Regions from separate parts of the Homo sapiens genome. Here region 2 is linked to region 1. A link is a contact called in ENCODE Hi-C or POLR2A ChIA-PET data. All regions are on one chromosome and are shown on one strand. The core of a region is the stretch at or near the end of the contact, and the rest is flanking DNA. Distances in the headings are between cores, read along the strand shown. Region 1 has its middle 20 kb from the start of SLC1A3-AS1. Region 2 holds the start of CPLANE1 (ciliogenesis and planar polarity effector complex subunit 1).

Evidence for each region. Hi-C counts contacts between places; a loop is a spot of excess contacts on that map. ChIA-PET counts read pairs that join two places held with the same protein, here RNA polymerase II (POLR2A). Pooled maps may share reads with other maps.
Region 2: a map of endothelial cell of umbilical vein shows a loop between it and region 1 (4-fold over the local background). The contact joins the promoter of CPLANE1 here to the enhancer-like site in region 1. A Hi-C loop is called at or near these places in 1 of 168 maps with a recorded cell type or tissue (endothelial cell of umbilical vein), 1 of 37 single-sample maps with no recorded cell type and 4 of 50 pooled maps. POLR2A ChIA-PET finds 5 or more read pairs at or near these places in 1 of 52 experiments (WTC11).

The regions. Positions count from the first base shown.
Region 1 is chr5:36,742,627-36,748,197 of GRCh38, forward strand. No RefSeq gene overlaps it. Among named protein-coding and RNA genes, the nearest start is that of SLC1A3-AS1, 20 kb to the left of the region's middle. RefSeq lists a silencer at 2,092-2,181. Within about 2 kb of position 2,170, at least 24 of the 41 ENCODE cell types and tissues checked have a DNase peak (open chromatin) inside an H3K27ac peak, as active enhancers do.
Region 2 is chr5:37,246,682-37,252,252 of GRCh38, forward strand. CPLANE1 (ciliogenesis and planar polarity effector complex subunit 1) reads right to left here and starts at 2,695. Exons shown (of 53, transcript NM_001384732.1): 1 at 2,564-2,695; 2 at 937-1,064. The coding sequence starts at 1,017. It overlaps CPLANE1-AS1 (CPLANE1 antisense RNA 1), which reads left to right and starts at 2,365. Exons shown (of 2, transcript NR_134263.1): 1 at 2,365-2,540; 2 at 3,716-3,965. RefSeq lists silencers at 2,196-2,335, 2,536-3,015.

The DNA of each region.
Region 1 (5,571 bases), core at 920-3,419:
ATCCTGATTCTCAGAGCCTGTGAATCTATTACATTACATTGCAAAGGGGGATTTAGGTTGCAGATGGAATTAAGTTTGCTAATCAGAGGACCTTAAAATAGGGAGGTTATACTGCAGTCTCTGGGAGGGCCCAACATAATCATAAGGGTCCTTAAAAGAAGATGAGGGAAGCATAAGAGAGACTCAGGAGTGATGCAATGCCTGCCTCTGCCTTGCTGACTTCAAAGATGGAGGAAGGGCCCATAAGCCGAAGAATCTGGAAGCCTCTGGAAGCTGGAGAAGAAAGGAAATGGATTTGCCCCTGGATCCTGCAGAAAGGGGCACAGTCCTGCAGCCTGACACATTCATTACCACCCAGCGAGACATATTTTTGTCAGATTTCTACCATACTGAAGTGTAAGATGATAAATTTGGTTGTTTTAAGCCACCAGATTTGTGGTCATCTGTTACAGCAGCAATAGGAAGCTAATTCCATGTGCAAAAATTCACAGCTAGCCCTGGATTATCCTGATGAATGGGCATTGCCCTGGTGAAAAATCAGTAGGCAGCTCTCTGTAGAACCCAAAAACCTGCCTTCCACCTCCATGGCAATTCTTCATAGGCAGAAACTGTACCACTCTCACCTGTTTCCTGGGCTGATCCTTTTCTACCCTGTCCCTGTGCTATTCTGAAAATAGCTTTACCAAGAAGGACATGAAACTGTGAGCAAAAGTCACACATTCATGACAAAATTCTCCCAGGAAGATTATCATTCCAATCAAAACATGTATGGTATCCTTTTAAAATATCATTACCCAGAGCTTTCATTCTGAAGCACTTCCCATATATTATTTTAGGTGTCTGTGCCAGCCCATAAGTGTGCATAAATGGCAGTTTCTAGTGCACACCGTGGTTTTTAGATTGCAGTTTTTGAGTTGATTCCAAGAATTTTACTCTTAAGAAGCCCAAATAGCACTGCAGACAAATGTATTTTTTGAAATAGTAGAAAAACTAACAGTTCAGAATTTTTGGACTAAGTAGCTGATAGAGAACAGGTTGGTAACAGGAGACTGGTGTAGACTCATAGACTCATACCCTTCTTGCTGAGCCATCCTCACCCTGTGGCTTGGCCTAATTGATTTTCTAGGATCTTTAACCACGTCTAGGCTGCGGATACACCTTGCATGGTGGCATGACTACATTGATGGAGTTAGAGCTGAGATCCACATTCCTATTTCTCATTTCCTGTCCAGCTGCCTTTGATGGATTTTCCTTAATCACCTGGACCCTCACAGCTCTGCCACTTTCCTTGCTAGTTCGGATTAGTTTGATGTTTATGTGTCTGTAATAATGGAAACAATAAAAACCACCAACCTCCCTGCTATTCTTCAGGTGCTTTACATACACATTATCATTTAACGTGCAGTTTAGTGCTGTGCTTACAGCATGGACTTTGGAACTAGACCACTTTGTTTCCAATCCTGGCCCTACCACTCATCAGCTTGTGTGACCGTGGGCACATTCATTAACATCTCTAGGACTCAGCCCTTCCATCTCCCTCTCCCACAAGCCCTGCTCTGGACACCAGACTCCCCACCACAGGGAGCCTCCTGAGATACAGATCACTGTTACTAGGGGAGGACAACCTTATGCTTCCGTCCACAGTATCACATTTCTGATGACGACTAACTATCACCCAGAACAGATCCAGTGAAATGGCAATTTAAAAAGTACTTCTTTATAAAGTTGCTGCGAGGATCATATGTTTAGAAGGGTCCCGGTAACGTAGCCAATGCCACATAGGTGTATGACCTCTTCCCTATCTTTTGAGGTAGGTGTGAGACTACGGTGCTCAGAAAAGTGGAACGACTTTGGGCAACTTGGGAACAACTTGCCCAAAGTCACACACTTGATCAGAGGCAGAGGTAGGATATGGAACCGGATCAAGTCCAACCGTGGACTTTCCACCCTGCTGCGCCGTCTCAAGTTTGTCCCTGATTGGTTCTGAATCCCTGGCGCCCATTCTCATCCCGCCCATCCGAAGATAAAACAATCTTCCTCCCGCGCCCCGCTGCTTCCCGGGAGCTCCCAGGAACTCTAGAGAAAACAGGAAAACTGAAAAGTGCGCTCTGCCTGCTGTGCCAGGCATGTCCCTCAGGGGGAGCCAACAAGGCTTTATTTCGTCCCGGCAGCTGGCCCCTGGGCACGGCCCCCAGCCCGGCGTCCCAGTTCCAGCCGCGCTGCAGGGGCGCGAGGGTGCCCGGCTCGCAGGTGTCCGCGCGCACCGCAGGGCTGCCCGAGTGCGGCTGGCGGAATCCCTCCCCAGCTGGGGAGGAAGGCAGTTGTTTTCTTCCTGGTGGAACGTTCCACTTGAAACTGTTCCACAAGGGCTGTTCTCGCCTCCGACTCCGGGAGGAACTGTAATTAACACAGCAACAAACGCCCACGACGCTAACTGGCAAAGGGAGTGTAACACGAGCCGCTGCTACAACCGAACTGGGCCAATTGCTTTCCCTTCTTGCCTCCCATTTGGTCTGTTTTGGTTCCGCAGTCATCCAACTGTAGCGTTTCTTAAAACATGTCAGTGGCTGGTGTTTGTGTTTTGGGTTGAACAGTTTCACACACGTCGCTGGAGCCCGTGCTCGACCAGCTGCTGTGCTGGGGATTTGCTTTCTGCGGCTTTGGGAGTGTCAGGTAGCAAAACGAAGAGAGTAGTCGACTAGAACGGTGGCGGGGAGGAGGAGGAGGGATTGTCTGCAGTGGAGTCGGGAGCCTCCTCCGGACCAGGACAGGTAAAACCGGTCTGCCAGGTCTCAGGGGGAGCGGGTGGAGACGTCCCACCTCACCTGGCTGCGCTCCGACTCAGGCTCAGCCGGCAGGTTCTGGGGCAATGGGGGAAGGGAGAGGGGCCGGGCCCTTGTGGGTCCCGCACGCACACAGTACTCAGGGGCCAGCCAGGTGCCATCCCAGGTGGCCCAGCTTGGGGTGGGCAGCCAGGGTTGGGGCAGGGGTGCGTCCTGAGTTCTTTACCTTTGAAAGGTCTGATTTCCAATGCTGCCCTTACACATACCCTTGCTCCTGCCGAGTTTAGTCCGTGGCTTCACTGGGGAACTTGTTACATGGAGATTCACGGGCCCTGCCGGAGACCCAGTGAGGCAGAATCTGCCCTTTAACAAGATCCTCAGGTGATCTGCAGACACGTTAAAGTTTAGGAAGCACTGACTGCCTTATGACATATTATACTTTCTTCTAACGTCTTTCTATCAATTTCCCATCGTGTCAACACACTACCTTAGAAAATTGCAGAACAGGCAGTGGCTTTTAGAGAACTGTAACTGCTCTCAGCTAAATGTCTGCCCCGTTTGATGCTTAGTAGTAGCTCTCTGCTAATTACTGCTAAGGGGTAGAGTGGGGAGAGGCACAGCCAGCAGGACTATACAGTCCAACCCAGGAAAGCTCAGAGACTAGATGGGGAACCCAAATCCAAACAAGAAGAATGATGTAACTCTACAAGGTAAGAATATACAAGGCAGAAATGACTATCATAGAAGCAACGTAAACAGTATGTGCTGCATGTTTAGTAAATTCACTGTATTAAGTATCTACTACCAATTTTTTATGTATTCTCTCTCTATACAGATTCATACATATACATATATGTCTATAAGTATATAGAGACAGAATATATATTCTGACACAGTAGGGATCAATATTTATTGAATCAATAGCTACAGCCCATTACAACGCATTCTCCTGGAAAGAATTTTGTGTTTTAGACCAAACCAGCATATATCTGTTCCAAAATTAAAATGTATTACCAATAACCAAGAGTCCATTTCACATGTCTTTTAAAACATTACGTATGTATTCATCATAGGTACATGGCTCCCATTTGAACATGATGGTTCTAGAAGCCCAGAGAGGCCCAGCAGAGCTACTTAAAGAATCCTGTGAAGTCTTCCCAGTCAGAATAACCCAACATACCTCCTACATGTCCATTAAGTCCTCCCAGGGCACAATGCCCTCATAGATCACAGACTGTAACTTTTTCAAAGCTGTTTCTTTCTCATGAGTTATTGATCTGCAAGCTAAACATTTTCAAACTGAGCTTTCACTCAATGGCCTGGAGTCACTTCAATTTATTCTGTCAAGTACTCAAGGTTCCTTACCTAGGCACTTAATCATGTGAGTTGTACATAGTGAGTACCAGTGAAAAGCAAGGTGGAGCATCCCTCATCTCACCCTATCAGAAGGATGATTACAATTTTTAAAATTCATTTGTTCCATCTAAAGGGGCTAAGGTTAACAAAACATTGCAGGCATTTTTTTCTGTTCTTTGTCTCTGTTATGTCCCAAATGCCTAAGACAGATCATGGAGAACAGCAGGTGCTCAATGAATATTTTGAGTTGAGCCAAATTGAATTGGTGCTTGAGGACATAACCAAGAAGAGATTATCACTCTGTCACACTATGACATTACTACCTGTACATGCTATTTCCAACAATATTTAACACACAATTTGAAGTGTTCCCTCATGCTTTATCCTTGCTGGAGACAATCAGGTCTGGTAAGACAATGGAAGGCAAACAAGGATTCTAGAGGGAAAGGGTTGCAGGAGGGAGTGGGGAAGGACATGCGTTTAACAATGTTTAGTGAATGAGAACTGTCACTTTTGAATGTGAACAGTAAAAAAGCAGAACAAAAGGTTGAGAACCCAATCTAGAATATAATTGCTATTTTTAAAATAAAAGTTTCACCATCAGAGTGAACAGGCAACCTACAGAATGGGAGAAAATTTTTGCAACCTACTCATCTGACAAAGGGCTAATACCCAGAACCTACAATGAACTCAAACAAATTTATAAGAAAAAAACAAACAACCCCATCAAAAAGTGGGTGAAGGATATGAACAGACACTTCTCAAAAGAAGACATTTATGCAGCCAAAAAACACATGAAAAAATGCTCATCATCACTGGCCATCAGAGAAATGCAAATCAAAACCACAATGAGATACCATCTCACACCAGTTAGAATGGTGATCATTAAAAAGTCAGGAAACAACAGGTGCTGGAGAGGATGTGGAGAAATAGGAACACTTTTGCACTGTTGGTGGGATTGTAAACTAGTTCAACCATTGTGGAAGTCAGTGTGGTGATTCCTCAGGGATCTAGAACTAGAAATACCATTTGACCCAGCCATCCCATTACTGGCTATATACCCAAAGGATTATAAATCATGCTGCTATAAAGACACATGCACACGTATGTTTATTGCAGCACTATTCACAATAGCAAAGACTTGGAACCAACCCAAATGTCCAACAATGATAGACTGGATTAAGAAAATGTAGCACATATACACCATGGAATACTATGCAGCCATAAAAAATGATGAGTTCATGTACTTTGTAGGGACATGGATGAAACTGGAAACCATCATTCTCAGCAAACTATCACAAGGACAAAAAACCAAACACCGCATGTTCTCACTCATAGGTAGGAATTGAACAATAAGAACACATGGACACAGGAAGGGGAACATCACACACCGGGGACTGTTGTGGGGTGCGGGGAGTGGGGAGGAGATATA
Region 2 (5,571 bases), core at 1,445-3,944, 500 kb after region 1:
ACACCTCAGAAGTGAGGAGTTCAAGACCAGCCTGACCAACATGGTGAAACCCCTAGCCTCTACTAAAAATATAAAAATTAGCTGGGCATGGTGGCATGCGTCTGTAATCCCAGCTATTCAGGAGGCTGAGGCAAGACAATCGCTTGAACCTGGGAGGCTGAGGTTGCAGTGAGCCGAGAGGATGCCATTGCGTCCAGCCTGGGCAACAGAGCGAGACTCCATCTCAAAAAATAAAAATAAAAAAATACAAAATATCCAACCCTACAGCAGACCTAATTAACTGAAAACTTTGGGAACAGGGCCCAGCAATCTGTGTTTTAACCACCTCTCCAGATAGTTCTGATAGTTTGAGAACTCCTGTTACAGGGGAGTTAGTGGTATAATTTCTCACAGGAAATTTAACACTTTATTTCAATAATCATCACAAATAAAGTAGGGTTGCCTACTTTCCCTAAGTGGGGAATCTATGCCATATATTATGAATGGCATTCCTGGATTACTAACGTATTGTGGCCCATTTCTTCCATCCTAGTTTCCAAGAACACTTCATAGCACAATCATGAAAACCACAATAGGAGGAAACACTCCATTAACTGTTCCAGTAAAGGAAAGCTCAGGACATTAAATATTCCCTTTTGATATATGCCATCTCAACTTAACTTAAACTTGACTTAAACATAATATGAAAAAAATAGTTTAAGTAAAAATCTTCTAAATAAACCACTTAACATTCTGGAAAAGCTAACTTGCTCATTATAATAAAAACGAAACACACACAAAACCCTGTTCAGTGTGCAGGTAGGTGATCCTCCTGTAGATCCTCCTCCAGTAGATGATGTTTTATTTATTTAAGATCATAGAACACTCCTATATTACAGGCAAAACACACATATAACATATATAAAACTGGTATTGCATGAATAAAGAAAAACCTACCTTTCCCAACCAGGAGACACGTGGCCATGGTTTTTTCTGCTTAATACCTGTTGATGTCAAGATTTCTAATCTTATCTCCATGTTTGTTAAGCTATCAATGACCAATTAAGTAAAACAGTCCCAAGATTCTGTAAACAATAATAGTAATAAAATATAAATGATGCATAATATTCACTGGGCATTTTTTTTTTTTTTTTGAGACAAGAGTTTCGTTCTGTTGCCCCAGCTGGAGTGCAGTGATATGATCTCAGCTCACTGCAACCTCCGCCTCCCGGATTCAAGTGATTCTCCTGCGTTAGCCTCCCGAGTAGCTGGGACTACAAGCGTGTGCCACCACGCCTGGCTAATTTTAAGTAGAGATGGGGTTTCACCATGTTGGCCAGGCTGGTCTCAAACTCCTGACTTCAAGTGATCCATCCACTTCGTCCTCCCAAAGTGCTGGGATAACAGGCACGATCCACTGCGCATGGACCACTGAAGATCTTAACTGACAATTTTCATAAAGTTTTGATTTATATTTTATTTCTGAGTTGAAGTTTTGCTCTTGTAGCCCAGGCTGCAGTGCAGTGGCGCGATCTCGGCTCACTGCAACCTCCGCCTCCCGGGTTCAAGCGATTCTCTTGCCTCAGCCTCCCGAGTAGCTGGGATTACAGGCATGCACCACCACACCGGACTAATTTTTTTGTATTTTTAGTAGAAACCGGGTTTCACCATGTTGGCCAGGCTGGTCTCGAACCCCTGACCTTGGGTGATCCGCCCGACTCAGCCTCCCAAAGTGCTGGGATTACAGGCGTGATCCACTGTGCCCGGCCAAATTAGATGGGCTTGTTTTTTTGTTTTTTTAATAAAATAGCTTTAAAAGAAAAACTACTCAGAGACAGCACACAAAGATCTATCAAGATGCTAGCTATCAGTCAGCACGGAGGCTGAGATGGGAAGATCGCTTGAGGACAAGAGAGTTCGAGGCTGCAGTGAGCTGTGATTGTGCCTGTGAGAGCCACTGCACTCCAGCGTGGGCAACGCAGCGAAGACTCCGGCTCAAAAATAAATAAATAAAATTGCAAATAAAATAAATTCTCACAAAAGGGTTAACCAAATGCCAGAGAAACGCCGGCATTAGAAAAGCATCATTTGCAGCTCCTAATGAAATAACAAATCCAGTCAATAGTATCAGCGCTGCTAAAATTATTGAGTGAAAAAATACTGGGAACTTTATGCACTGACATACCCTAAATCCATTAGTCAATCTTAAAATTGCTAAGAGCGAGGAAAATTGACGTTCTATTCCTCCGGATCCTGCTCGAGAAGCTGGGGGACTCGGGTCCGGTGCCGAGGTGTGGCCCGAGCCTGGCACCACCCACGCCGGCCGGGTGACCCCGGCCCCTTGGGGCTCCCGCGCTCCGTCAGCAGGCGACGCTGGGAGGCTGGGGTAGGCCCAGAGCGAGGACGGGCCCGGACTGGGTAGTGGGGATGTACCAGGGCCGGGTGCGGCGGGAGACGGCCCGGGAGGCGGAAGGTCGCGGACCTGCCCGACAGAAGAGTAGATGAGGGGAGACCGAGGACGCCCGGGTCCGGGGAGCTTACGAGGAGGCCAGGATCGCGGGGTAAGGAATCCGCGGGCAGTTACCTCCGCCAGGGGCAGGGTCCGGCCAGTCAGGCGCGAGAAGGCTAGGCGAGGCCGACTGCGCGGGGTGAAGACGCCAGGCCGACAGCTGCGGGCCCTACCGCCAGCCCTGACGCGAGCCTGCGTCCTGGCGACGGCGGAGGGCGGGCAGGGGGCGCGGGCGCTGCCACGGCGCCTGCTCAGAACCGGCCGGGAACGCCGCGGGCGGGTCTCCCCGGTCCTCCGCCCCTCCAGCCCTGCTCTCAGGCCTCCGCCCGGGCCCTCTAAGCTGCCAGCCGCGCCCGCCTCCGGGCTCCTCGCCCCTCCTCCCGCGCGCTCCCCTCCTCAGCGGCCGCCGGACCCCCTCAGTTCACTTCTCCCAGTTAACGCGTTCCTCGGACGCTGCTAGTTTGAGCGCACAGGCATTGGGCGGGGCTCACGGGGGAGCCGCTTAATAACCGACCAACATGAAACTCAAGGGCTGCCCCTTCCTAGCGGGGACCCTGCACAGACCCGAAAATAAGGGGTTTTGCTCTGCCCTCCTCAGTTCACGTGGGCACCTTGGAACACTGAAGAAGGCATTTTCCGAACTCACTGTCCTACGGACTTATTCTCCGCACTGTTTTCGCCTCCTTCGCCCTGTTCTCGTGACTGACAGGAGCAGGGGTCACAAGCAGGCAGCCCGAGAGCTCTGCTCACCTGGAAAAGCATTTTTGTGTAGCTTAAATGTGAAGGCCTCAGGCAGTGGCCTGTTGTCCTCCTCCACATGCGCCCATCTTCACTCTTTCATGTGACTGGCCTGTTTTTGAAGGCAGGACCCTGTCACCCTTGGCTAGGCCAGGTATGTTCTGCACCGAAAATGGCCCTGCCCTCTGCATTGGATGGCTAGCTCTTAGGTTGGTTTATTTTAGCAAATAAGCGTTACAGGGTAGGCGAACTGGCTGCATCAGAACCACAATTACCCCTGTGTCTCTGGGTGGGATAAATGGCGGATGGCATTCTGGCAGCTCAGCCCCACTTATCTCAGAGGTTATAGATCTGAGGTGGTTTAGATCCACCCCCAAATCACGAACATTTTACATAAGCCGTGCTAGAGTTAGCATAAAAGTCTCACAGAAAAATTTGGAAACTGAGAAATCCTAACCTATTCCCACAATCCTGTGTTCCCATTTTTAGGTCTTAAGATATGAAGACAATGGGATAACTGAGGCTGATTTTGCTGTGTGGCCATTAGACCTAGAAATATTGGTGTGATTCTGGAGTTGATTGCTCCACACGTTTATTTATTTATTTTCCTTTTTTTCCCTCCTCTTCCTCCTCCTCTATTCTTTAAAAACGTATGGAAATGTATCCGGCAATGTTTACTGTAAAAAATAATGTATGGAAATGACTACAATTTGCTAAAATAAAAATCATTGAGCACTTATGTGTGTCAGACACTATGCTAGGTATAAAGAGGGGAAGATGGTGTCCCTATTCAAAAGAGAGTCACACACACTTAAGTTACAGTGCAGTCATAAATACCATGATCGCAGTATGCACAGGTCCATTTTCTCTATCTGGGTGATGGGAAGGTTCAAAACTAAGCTAGGTTTTGAATGAGGAATAGTTTCATTTTGAAGCACATCCATTTTGCGATGCCTCTGGAGCTATCTAGTGAACAATTTAGATGCGTGGTTCAGAAGCTCGATGGGAGGCTTGGGAACACAGAATGTGTAAAATAAGCATCAGTCTCCCTTTCACCCTCTCTGCACTTTTTAAGGGTCATCTGTCTTTAGTATATATTGGTAAGAGATTTTATGGAGGATACCAATTCTTTTTTTTTTTTTTTGAGACAGAGTCTCACATTGTCACCCAGGGTGGAGTGCAGTTGCACGATCTCTGCTCACTGCAACCTCCGCCTCCCGGGTTCAAGCGATTCTCCTGCCTCAGCCTCCCAAGTAGCTGGGATTACAGGTGCCCACCACCAGGCCCAGCTAATTTTCGTATTTTTAGTAGAGACGGGGTTTCACTATGTTGGCCAGGCTGGTCTTGAACTCCTGACCTCGTGATTCACCCACCTCGGTCTCCCAAAGTGCCGGGATTACAGGTGTGAGCCACCGTGGCCTGCCAGCATACCAATTCTTATGAGAGAATGTCAGGGGTAGAAGAGATCCAAGGAAATGGTTGACCAGGTAAAAAACTGATAAAGGTCAAATAGAAATAAGCCTGAGAATTGCCCCATCAGATTTGGTTTAGTGTTTAGTAGGTATAGTTATAGTGCCAGATATATAATAACTGAGTTCCTTTTGAAAGCATATAGTAAAATCAAATCTGATTAGCCTAAGTAACAGAGGTGATTTATTGTAATGATTCTGGGGTATCTGACAGATTGTAGATATTCTCTCTAGGGTGCTCCTATCCAATATAAATTTCTGTAATGATGAAAATGTTCTATGTCTGCTGTGTCTTAATATGGTAACCATTAGCCAAAAGTGCTACTGAGCATATGAAATGTAGCTAGTGCAACTGAGACCCTGTAAACTAAGATTCCAGTCAAAGAGAAGGGAAAAAACAGTGAGCTTTGCCCACAGTCTTTAAGACCTGTGCCCAGAAATAGTACATAATATTTCTGCTTACATTCCACTGGAAATAACTTAGTCACATGATCACACCTAACTGCAAGGAAGCCTGGGAAATGTAGATTAGCAGTGTACCCAGAAAGACTGAGAAAATGGTTTTGGTGAACAACTAGCAGTGGTCAGAATACAAAAAGTAATAATACAGATTTCCTGCTTTCAAGAATATCACAGGTTTAGTGGGAGACAGATGAGTATTTTACTAGCAATGAATAAAGAACATGCTATACAAACCCAAAGAAAACAGTAGATATAGCCTGGATATTTGTTCCTACCTAAATCTCATGTTGAATTGTAATTCCCAGTGTTGGATGTGGGGCCTGGTGGGAGGTGATTGGATCATGAGGGTGAATTTCTTGTGAATGGTTTAGCACAATTCCTTGGTGCTGTCCTCATGATGGTGAGTGAGTTCTC